2 separate regions of the Homo sapiens genome follow, and region 1 is linked to region 2. A link is a contact called in ENCODE Hi-C or POLR2A ChIA-PET data. All regions are on one chromosome and are shown on one strand. Each heading gives the region's core, a stretch centred on a gene start or an enhancer-like site at or near the end of the contact. The rest is flanking DNA. Distances are from core to core; before and after follow the strand shown.

Region 1 (4,966 bases), core at 1,522-4,021, 100 kb before region 2:
TCTCCTCCTCCCTCAAATGAAGCATCCACCTTTTCAGTAAAAACCCTCTCCTTCCTAGCTCATCCTTACATTAGCTTGTTCCATGGGCCCACTGGTCCAGCCTCTACCACTAGCACACTATCATCCTCCCTAGCAGATGAAGGCATCGGCAGGCCCACCTCCCGTTCTCCCATGAGAGGCAGCTTGATGTTCATGAGAAACCTCCGTGGCCTTCACTCTTGCACCTCTGTATTTCTGTGAATACACACAGGATGTGCTCAACAGACTGGTGTAAAATCTAGTTGTGAACAGCATGATCAGCATGATACATTTTCCTCTTCAGCTACAAACTTCCTGTTTATTGCTCTTCACTTCACATCGTCCTCATGTATGTTGGTGGGTGGTAGTGTGGCGGGCTTGCGTTTCCTGACCCACAGATTATAGGGCAGCGTGTAGGCTAGACTAAAAGGGGTCAAGCCAGGGCCAAGGTGTCATGCCTAAAAGACCCTCTGGGAATATACTTGTAATTTGTCCTTCAAAAATCATCAGTAACCTGAAGTTTAAAATGACATCATGTCGACAATAATTATGAATGTTTTCCTAGCTTGCAACCCACCTGCTCTTGCAGCACTATGGGCTGCCAGCAAGTTCCTGTTTCCCTCAATTTATTTCTGAGGTTTCCCAATGGATGAGTTACATTAGCTACCGAAAATTTCTGTCACTTGTCACGTGGTGTTTATCTTGGTTTTACTTTTGTCCTGATCCAAATCCTTCTCCACTGGGTGCTGCTTACTAGGCACTGTTAACTACAAAGCATGCCTTTCAATCCTGTTGGCCACCACAGCTTCAAGTCAACACTGCAAGGCCTACTGGGTATTGGAGCATGCGCTAAACACCTTTGGTCTTTCTTCTATTTGTGTTTTCACTGGGTAATGAGGTTCTCACGGGCACCACTTTTGGCTCCACTGGCTGTTCATCCCTTCCTTCCTGGGTTTCCTATTTTGCAAATGGTGCCATAATCTGTCTAGTTGTCCATGACAGAAGCCTTGACTCTTTCTTCCAACAAATAACAAAAGAGTTGTGTATTATAAAGGCTTCATGTCTCTCTGGAGCATCCACTTTTTTTTTTCCTTATCTCTACTCGAGTTATGGTCACCATCGTTTCTGGACTGGATTGTTGCAACTGTTTCTTTGGATTGAACCTGTTTCGAGGCTTGCTTCTCTCAAATTACCTTTCACACTGCAACCATAATGCTATATATTTATAAGACAAATATAATTGTGAGATGATGTCAGTGGGAATAGCAGAATAATGTCCTCCAAAAATCTCCACAAAGATAGAGAACACTGTCAAAAAATAGTCAGAATCAACTCTTTTTTTTTTTTTTTTTTTCAGAACTCTGGGTATCAACCCAACGCTTGAAGCAATATTGAGAGTGTTCATTCAAGAAAAATAGTAAGAATAGTGAGTTCTGTCATGTTTCAACTTGCCCCTTTCTCATTACCCCCAACTCTGTGGTAACCTTGAAAACCAAAAAACTAAAATCACTATGAAAACTAGCAGCCTGGAAGCCACTGAAGGGAGCTGAATGGAGTTAGAGCCCCTTAAAAGTCCCATTTCTAGAAAAATGTCATTATTTGACCTGTCCAGTGGTGCCCTGGGAGATCCCACTTGCAATTCAGGAATGGAAAACCAAATAGTGTATTTTCTCATTTCTTAGTGGGAGCTAAGCTATGAGGACGCAAAGGCACGAGAATGATATAATGGACTGAGGAACTGGGAGGGGGGCAGATTGGGAGGGGGATGAGGGATAAAAGACGACACTGGGTCCAGTGTACTCTGCTTGGGTGACGGGTGCACTAAAATCTCAGAGATCACCACTAGATAACTTATCCATGTAACCAAAAACCACCTGTACCCCAAAAACCATTGAAATAAAAATTAAAAAAGGAACAAGGTAATGAAAAAGAATAAATATAGTACTAATTTAAAAGAAAGAAAAATCCTGAGATCCTCCCCACTGTTTCTAAGAGTCCTCTTTTTCCTCAGCCTTTTCTCTACCTCCTCAGTCCTACAGAATTATGCACTGTTTCTTTGTTGGTGCAAGACTCCAAAAGCCTAAAATGTGGTGTTTTTACTGTTACTTTAAAAAAAAAAAAAAAACACCCTGGTATTCACACACACAATTATTCCTATTCGACTTTTTCTTTTTCCTGTTGTTTTAGTTTCAGGAACTTTTACTGGAGGTTCTGCAGAGAACATGCAGAGTCAGCATGCAGCCTTCCTTCCTGATTTTGATCACTCTTCCTTTTGCTCCTTCCTCTTTTAAAAAAGTGTAAGACGCTTTTATTTGTGTCTTGAGAGACTGTTCTTTAGTGGATAATAATATCTCTGTTTTAGTCTGTCAAGCTTTGGTTAAAAAAACTCATTCCTACCCCCTTCTACATTACATTGAAAGGTAGGAAAAGTCCATTTAATAAACATTTAAAAACCCCACATATTCAGAATATTGGATACATTATAAATGATCATCAAGTATGGGCATAAGAATGTTTAGAGTACCCCATCAGGTTTAACAAGAAGATATATTTATACTGATTTCTGGCATTCAATTTATGTTCTTTAAATACCTAAAAGACTCATTTCTAAATCTTCTAGCTCCTGGAGAAGGGCTATCTCTTTTTGAATTTTCTCCAGCTGCTTTTTTTCCTAGCTGTTTGCCGGTTGCTGCTTGTTATTTCAGTTGTTTGATTGTTTTCAGTTTCCTAGGTTCTCATGTTTTCCCCGCTATCTTAAAATCTCTTCATGTTGGCTGAGAGAAGATATTTTGGGGTGTGTTTCCTGTTTTGCAGTGACTGGCTTCATGCTTCCTTTGTTCTTAGGGGATGTTTTGGGAAATGGCTTGTTATTTGCCCTTGTAGTTTCATATTCTCTGCGGCCCCTCCTCATGTAGCTTAAGATCAATGACTTGTTCATTTCTTCTAAGTGGAGTTCTAAAAGTCATTGCAATATTGGCTCCTCACAGGGTACTTAGAACTGCTTAATAAGTTATTGATTTTATTGGAAATACTATGTCCAGAATTTTTCGCTAACGATTTCTGCATTTGATGGCATGATATTTTTGTGCAGGATAGAGCTAGTATAATGGAAAATCTCGCACCCATTATTAACACATAACCTGGGGGCACATGTAGTAGTTGTTGCAAGACAGGTTCAGTATACAAGTATCAGTCATGTATTACACCATATTAATAGAATGAAGGACAAAAATTGCATGATCATTTCACTGGATGCAGAAAAAACATTGTACAGCTCTTTATCTGGGCACCAAGCAAAGTATGTAAAATTTGAAGCCATAGGTTTGGAAATAAGTTTGTGGTTTTTAACATCCCACAATTTTTCCCCTTGATTTCCAAACCCCTACAGTAGTAATATGTATGAATACAGTGGTAATATGTATGAAGACTATAGTAGACTGTATTACAAGAGCCAGTTCCAAAGTCAAGTTTACAATCACACAGCAAGTAGAGAATTGCTGCTTTGACAAGAGTTTTCCTAGAGGGCCCAACTCATTATAAATGGGATCACTCTTCAGTATTTACATTATAGCATTTTATTTGTTGCAATATAGAAACAGGTTTGTTATTGACAGTAGGAAACTATGGTTTTGTCGACATCTGCATTACCTATTACCAACTCACTGATAGCTTTTAGATTGTATTTTAGTTCTCACTACTAATGTTACTTTGCCTCAAACCAGGAAACAGGTTCCTAGATCTCCCTACACCCATGTATACGTAGCCTGCCTGGGGCTTCCTTTTTCCATGTTATAAGCTGTCTGGAGTAGGCCTATTTTGGGCAGATTCCGGCTAATCTTTCCTCTTCAGGTTTACTTTTCTCAGTCTAATGTGGTATGGATGTTAGCTGAGTTGTACTGTGGGCTCATGCTACTCCATTTAGAAAGAAAATTTGGGAAGCCTCATTTTGAACTTTCATTCTTGTTGTGTTCTTCACTCCAACATCTTAGGGGGCTCTGTGTTTTGGATGAAAAGGTGATCATTTGCCCAACCGACTCCATTCTTTATGTATATATGCTATTTTTTTTTTTTTTGAGACGGAGTCTCGCTATGTTGGCCAGGCTGGAGTGCAGTGGCGCGATCTCGGCTCACTGCAAGCTCCGCCTCCCGGGTTCACGCCATTCTCCTGCCTCAGCCTCCCGAGTAGCTGGGACTACAGGCGCCCGCCAACACGCCCAGCTAATTTTTTGTATTTTTAGTAGAGACGGGGGTTTCACCGTGTTAGCCAGGATGGTCTCGATCTCCTGACCTCGTGATCTGCCCGCCTCAGGCTTCCAAAGTGCTGGGATTACAGGCGTGAGCCACCGCGCCTGGGGTATATATGCTATTATTCAGAGCTATGGAGGAAAGAAGGGGCTCATCGGCACGCTGAATCGAAACAGTAACACCTGGAATGTGAACGGTGGTTCGAAAAGTATTAACATGCTTACTTTTTGGAATTTCTAAGCACATGAACATGGCTAAATTCTGTTGGAGGCACCCGTCTGTCCTCAGGTGAAATTAAGATATGTTTGGTTATAAAAGAGATGCCAAGAGAAAAATAAAGGTAATATTCAGATTCAGATATTTTAAGAAAATGGCTTTGCATAAATCCAACAACATTGCAAGCCAAGATTTTGTCTAAGTATATCAACAGTCATGTCTGGTAGGGTAGGCAATCTGTTTTTCTGTTTCACTCCAAGAACATACCAAAATATTTCAATCACATCTATCTTCCCAAAAACTACTCTGATATTAGCTTAACATTACAAACGATTTCCCCTTTTAATGAATGAATGAATCACCTCTAGCTACTACTAACTCTTAGTACACAATTTTTAAAAACAGTCTCTGGGGCTTCTGATATTTGTTTTAAGTTTTAATCATTAATGGATGACTGTTTCTGAAAATCCACTTTTCCCCTTACATT
Region 2 (5,130 bases), core at 646-3,145:
AAACAATTGGCCCCTATCTCGGTCCCTAAAACTATCTTCTACATCCCTAGTGGGAGTAGGAACAGCTCAAAGTGTTCAACAGAGTGCTGAGATTCTGTCATGTCTCAGACTGGATGGGCGGTTCGTGTTTTGTGTCTCAAGGTTTAAAGGAGTCTTTTGCCCTGCACGTTGAACCCACCGGGGGTGGAGGGCAGGAGAGGGAGGATGAGAATTGGCCTGTACTGCCCTTTTCAGTAGTAGAGACACCTGTACTATCTTCTGAAGCAGAAACAGAGACCCTAATAGTTAGGCAGGAATATCATCACCCCTATTCAGCCTGAAGAAGTTACAGAAGACAGATCTTCATCCCTCTGCAACCCTTAGGATTAAGGGTCCTCTTGTAAAGGGGGAGATATGTCAGAGGCATTCAAACCAGGGCCGTTTCACTTGTTTCTGGGACTTCAACAAGCTGTTCACTCTCATGCTGCTCCTTTTCATGTTTCTAATGTTCACCCTCACACACTGCTCCCTGGGCTGCTCTCTTTGGGTGGTGATGGAATGAGAGACTGGAGAAGGATAAGCCTCGATTTGCTCTCTGTGTGCCTTCTGTTAATCAGAAAGAGCCAGCCTCTCATTATCAATGGAAAGTTTTACCCTGCGGTAATTAACCAAAGAGACAGAAGCTGAGTTACAGGTTGCAGAGCAGACGCTTCAGCAACGGCATGCCTCCCGGCTACAGCCACAAAAACTTTTTGCTTCTGCTTTGCTAGATTTACTAACGTGGGGGCGAGGGTATGCTTGTGTTTTCACAGCAAATGAACAAACCATGTGGGTGCCCTCAAGGTGTGTACAACCATGGAACAGGAGATTGGAGGGAACCATGGATCCCAGCCACAGGCCTGGTTCCCCCAGTGTGAGCCATGAGCCAGTTGAATCTGAATGTGAAGACGAACGAACCACCAACCAGCAATTGAAGGCTGCACATTTTGCAATTGCCTTATTCAATTAATTCAAAAACAAAAAGGGAGAAATGTTGGAGGACAAAAGATTGAGGGTCGTGGTCAATTCAGCATACCACTGGAGGCTATATGAGTAGGCAGCAAACTGTTTCTCAAATGCAGAATGTTGGCAGACCGACAAACTGTGTCTTCCACCCAGAAGGGATACTGAGGGCAGTGACGGCCAAGTGCAATGTTTGTTGTGATTAGGTACATCTGAAGCCTGTTAGTAATAATGTGAACCTGTGTTCAATTAAGCAGCTGACCAATCATTACCTTCTGCTCCCTGGTCATTCTACCCAATAAATACGAAGCGTGGTAGAAGCTCAGGGGCGGCCTTTGCTCACTAGAAGCAGGGAGCCCTTTTCTTCTTCCCCAGTTCCCTTTCCTTTAAAATGGTTTCTTTTGTCTTAAGTTTTCATTTCTATGTTCGTCCCTTCATTCAGTCTTGTAATGACGGTCTCAAGTAGTAACAGTAGTAACTGTCATAGTGACAGTCTCAAGTAATAACCATGGCAGTCAGCCACAAGATGATTTGGCACTGCTGAAGCATTCATAGAGCAGCATTCATCATCTATCTGACCTTTTTGTGGGAAATGTTTCCTAGCCCATTCAAGACACTTATGCTCATTGATGCTGGGTATACCCAGGACAAAGTAGTTTTGATCTTGTATTTTGACTACTTGCTATCTGTCTCCTACAGTTATGGCTGATGAAGAACACTTCCTTATTCACCATTGGATTCCAATATCCTGGAGTGTGTGAAGCACTCGTTAAATATTTTTCACCCATTTGGCAGTGGTACATCCCCCTTGCCCTTGGAGAATGGTAAAACTTGGCTCAAGCTGCATTTCCACAGCACACAGAATCCAAACTCCCTCCTGCAGGGAGCTTTCTGCACTCACTTCCTCATCCTTCCCCTACTTCCTCCTGCGTGTGCCACTGTCCTCTGTCTTACCCCATTTCATGCACTTGCAGTTCATTCACTTGAAGTTCAGTTTTCTGCCTAGTTTCCACCATCATAATAGTGATCAGCATTATGTAAGCTTCAGCAGCTTTCCTAGAGATTTTGAGTTACAGGGGAAGGTACCAAAGACAGCACTGGGCATTTCTATACCAAGCTCACTCTCCTCCCTCTGGCTTGGAAAGAGAAACTGTTTATCCCTCTACACCCAGGAGGAAACAACTCTGGAGTTGCTTAATAAATTGTCATCTTCTCAGGAATGCAGATGACTGATCAATTCCAGGATGTTAGAGAGCCTGACACCCACTGGAGCACTTCCTACTATTGTTTTAACTTTCCAAAAACAAGAAACAGACTGTCCTTTCCCCTTTGCCCTGTGGTGACCAGACATGACCTTCATTTTTGCTTTCTCTTTCCACTCTACAGTCACCAATGAAGGTCTCCTTCTGGCAGCTCTGCCTGGGTCAGATTCTGTTGGTTTTCTCTCCTGGGGCTGTCACTCTGTGGTTGTCAGGTGGCCCAGGATGGGGAATAACTCCCTTCTGTTCCAGTAGGAGGATTAAGACACTTACTTTGAGCTCTGGTCCCAGCTCTGGTCTCTACTCCATCTTTATTAGAAAGTCATATCCTTCTGGTAAAAAGACGGTATTTTGCCTGATTTGATTGAGTTCTTTGTGTGTTCTATGTCCTTCGGAATCCTGCAGGGGAGAAGGGTCTTTGGCACCCTGTCATTTACTAGGAATGTTGGAAATAGGGGAAATGCCTTGAACATTAGGTGTTAGGAATGCCAATTCCCAGGTTCCACTCTACACCTACTTCCTCAGAAAGTTTGTATTTTAACAAGCTTAAATGCATGCTAATGCTAGAGGTTCTTTGAGAATGCAATATTTGCTTCATAGACATATAGAAAAATCAGCTGCCAACATTCAAAAACATTAATAGAATTTTTTCAGCCATGTTAGCCTGAGTACTTTCTTCAGAATGGATTGTCTGCATTTTATCATTTCTCCAATTTCCATGTCAAGGCCCAGGTTTCCAGGTTACTAGACACTAGCGTTTTATACAGAAGTCTAGGTAATAAGATATGGAAACCCACATCCTCTTCTAGGGGAAAAGAGCCAGAGGGGAATGCAGAAAAATAAAGCAGTCAGATGTGTATCCTGAGTTTTGTCTCTCCAGATGTTGGCTCAGGAAATAGATATATTAGATATCAGAGTTCTACCCATCCCTTGAACCTTGGTCTGGGGAGTACTTTCAGAGTAACAGTCTTTCTAATGTGGCTGTGGCCACGTGTAGTTCCTCATTTTGAGGATCTAAACACCTTTACTTTTTGTCTGGTTTTCATCACTCTATGTTGCTTTCCAATATTTTATTCTTTTTAAAAAAATTATACTCTAAGTTCTGGATACGTGTGCAGAACGTACAGGTTTGTTACATAGGTATACACGTGCCATGGTGGTTTGCTACACCCATCAACCCGTCATCTATATTAGGTATTTCTCCTAATGCTGTCCCTCCCTCAGCCCCCCACCCCACAACAGGCCCCGGTGTGTGATGTTCCTCTTCCTGTGTCTATGTGTTCTCATTGTTCAACTCTCACTTATGAGTGAGAACATGCAGTGTTTGGTTTTCTGTTCCTGTGTTAGTTTGCTGAGAATGATGGTTTCCAGCTTCATCCTTGTCCCTGCAAAGGACATGAGCTCATCTTTTTTAATGGCTGCATAGTATTCCATGGTATGTATGTGCCACATTTTCTTTATCCAGTCTACCATTGATGGGCATTTGGGTTGGTTCCAAGTCATTGCTATTGTGAATAGTGCTGCAATAAACATATGTGTGCATGTGTCTTTATAGTAGAATGATATATAACCCTTTGGGTTTATACCCAGTAATGGGATTGCTGGGTCAAATGGTATTTCTGGTTCTAGATCCTTGAGGAATTGCCACACTATCTTCCACAATGGTTGAACTAATTTACACTCCCACTCTTGGGTATACACCCAAGGGATTATATATCATTCTACTATAAAAATGAAAAAGCGTTACTATTTCTACACTTTTACACTGTTGGTGGGCGTATAAATTAGTTTGACCATTGTGGAAGACAGTGTGGCAATTCCTCAAGGATCTAGAACTAGAATTACCATTCGACCCAGCCATCCCATTACTGGGTATATATACCCAAAGGATTATAAATTATTCTACTATAAATGCACATGCACACATATGTTTATTGTGGCACTATTCACAATAGCAAAGACTTGGAACCAACCCAAATGTCCATCAGTGATAGACTGGATTAAGAAAATGTGGCCCCTATACACCATGGAATACTATGCAGCCATAAAAAAGGATGAGTTCATGTCCTTTGTAGGGACATGGATGAAGCTGGAAACCATCATTCTCAGCAAACTATCACCAGGACAGAAAACCAAACACCACATGTTCTCACTCATAGGTGGGAATTGAACAATGAGAACACATGGACACAGGGTGGGGAACATCACACACTGGGGCCTGTTGTGGGGTGGGGGGAAGGGGGAGGGATAGCATTAGGAGAAATACCTAATGTAAATGAGGAGTTGATGGGTGCAGCAAAACAACATGGCACATGTGTACCTATGTATCAAACCTGCATGTTGTGCACATGTACTCTAGATCTTAAAGTATACTAATAAAAAATACATATATTTTTAAAAAGTGTTCCTATTTCTCCACATCCTCTCCAGCATCTGTTGTTTGCTGACTTTTTAATGATGGCCATTCTAAGTATTATGAGATGGTATCTCATTGTGGATTTGATTTGCATTTTTCTAATGAGCAATGATGATGAGTTTTTTCATGTTTTTTGGCGCATAAATGTCTTCTTTTGATAAGTGTCTGTGGATGTTGTTTACCCACTTTTTGATGGGGTTGTTTGTTTTTTTCTTGTAAATTTGTTTATGTTCCTTGTAGATTTGGATATTAGCCGTTTGTCAGATGGATAGATTGCAAAAATTTTCTCCCATTTTGTAGGTTTCCTCTTCACTCTGATGATAGTTTCTTTTGCTGTATAGAAGCTCTTTAGTTTAATTAGACCCCATTTGTCAATTTTAGCTTTTGTTGCCATTGCTTTTGGTGTTTTAGTCATGAAGTCTTTGCCCATGCCTACGTCTTGAATGGTATTGCCTAGGTTTTCTTCTAGGGTTT

The links. Hi-C counts contacts between places; a loop is a spot of excess contacts on that map. ChIA-PET counts read pairs that join two places held with the same protein, here RNA polymerase II (POLR2A). Pooled maps may share reads with other maps.
Region 1: a loop to region 2 is called in a map of endothelial cell of umbilical vein, with 6 times the contacts of the local background. The contact joins two enhancer-like sites. A Hi-C loop is called at or near these places in 1 of 168 maps with a recorded cell type or tissue (endothelial cell of umbilical vein) and 1 of 50 pooled maps. POLR2A ChIA-PET finds 5 or more read pairs at or near these places in 7 of 52 experiments (CD4-positive, alpha-beta T cell, CD8-positive, alpha-beta T cell, T-cell and 4 more).

The regions. Positions count from the first base shown.
Region 1 is chr7:150,481,445-150,486,410 of GRCh38, forward strand. It overlaps the pseudogene EIF2AP1. Among named protein-coding and RNA genes, the nearest start is that of GIMAP7, 31 kb to the right of the region's middle. Within about 2 kb of position 2,772, at least 5 of the 41 ENCODE cell types and tissues checked have a DNase peak (open chromatin) inside an H3K27ac peak, as active enhancers do; they include endothelial cell of umbilical vein, where a contact is called at or near this core.
Region 2 is chr7:150,584,721-150,589,850 of GRCh38, forward strand. No RefSeq gene overlaps it. Among named protein-coding and RNA genes, the nearest start is that of GIMAP4, 20 kb to the left of the region's middle. RefSeq lists an enhancer at 1,806-1,985. Within about 2 kb of position 1,896, at least 5 of the 41 ENCODE cell types and tissues checked have a DNase peak (open chromatin) inside an H3K27ac peak, as active enhancers do; they include endothelial cell of umbilical vein, where a contact is called at or near this core.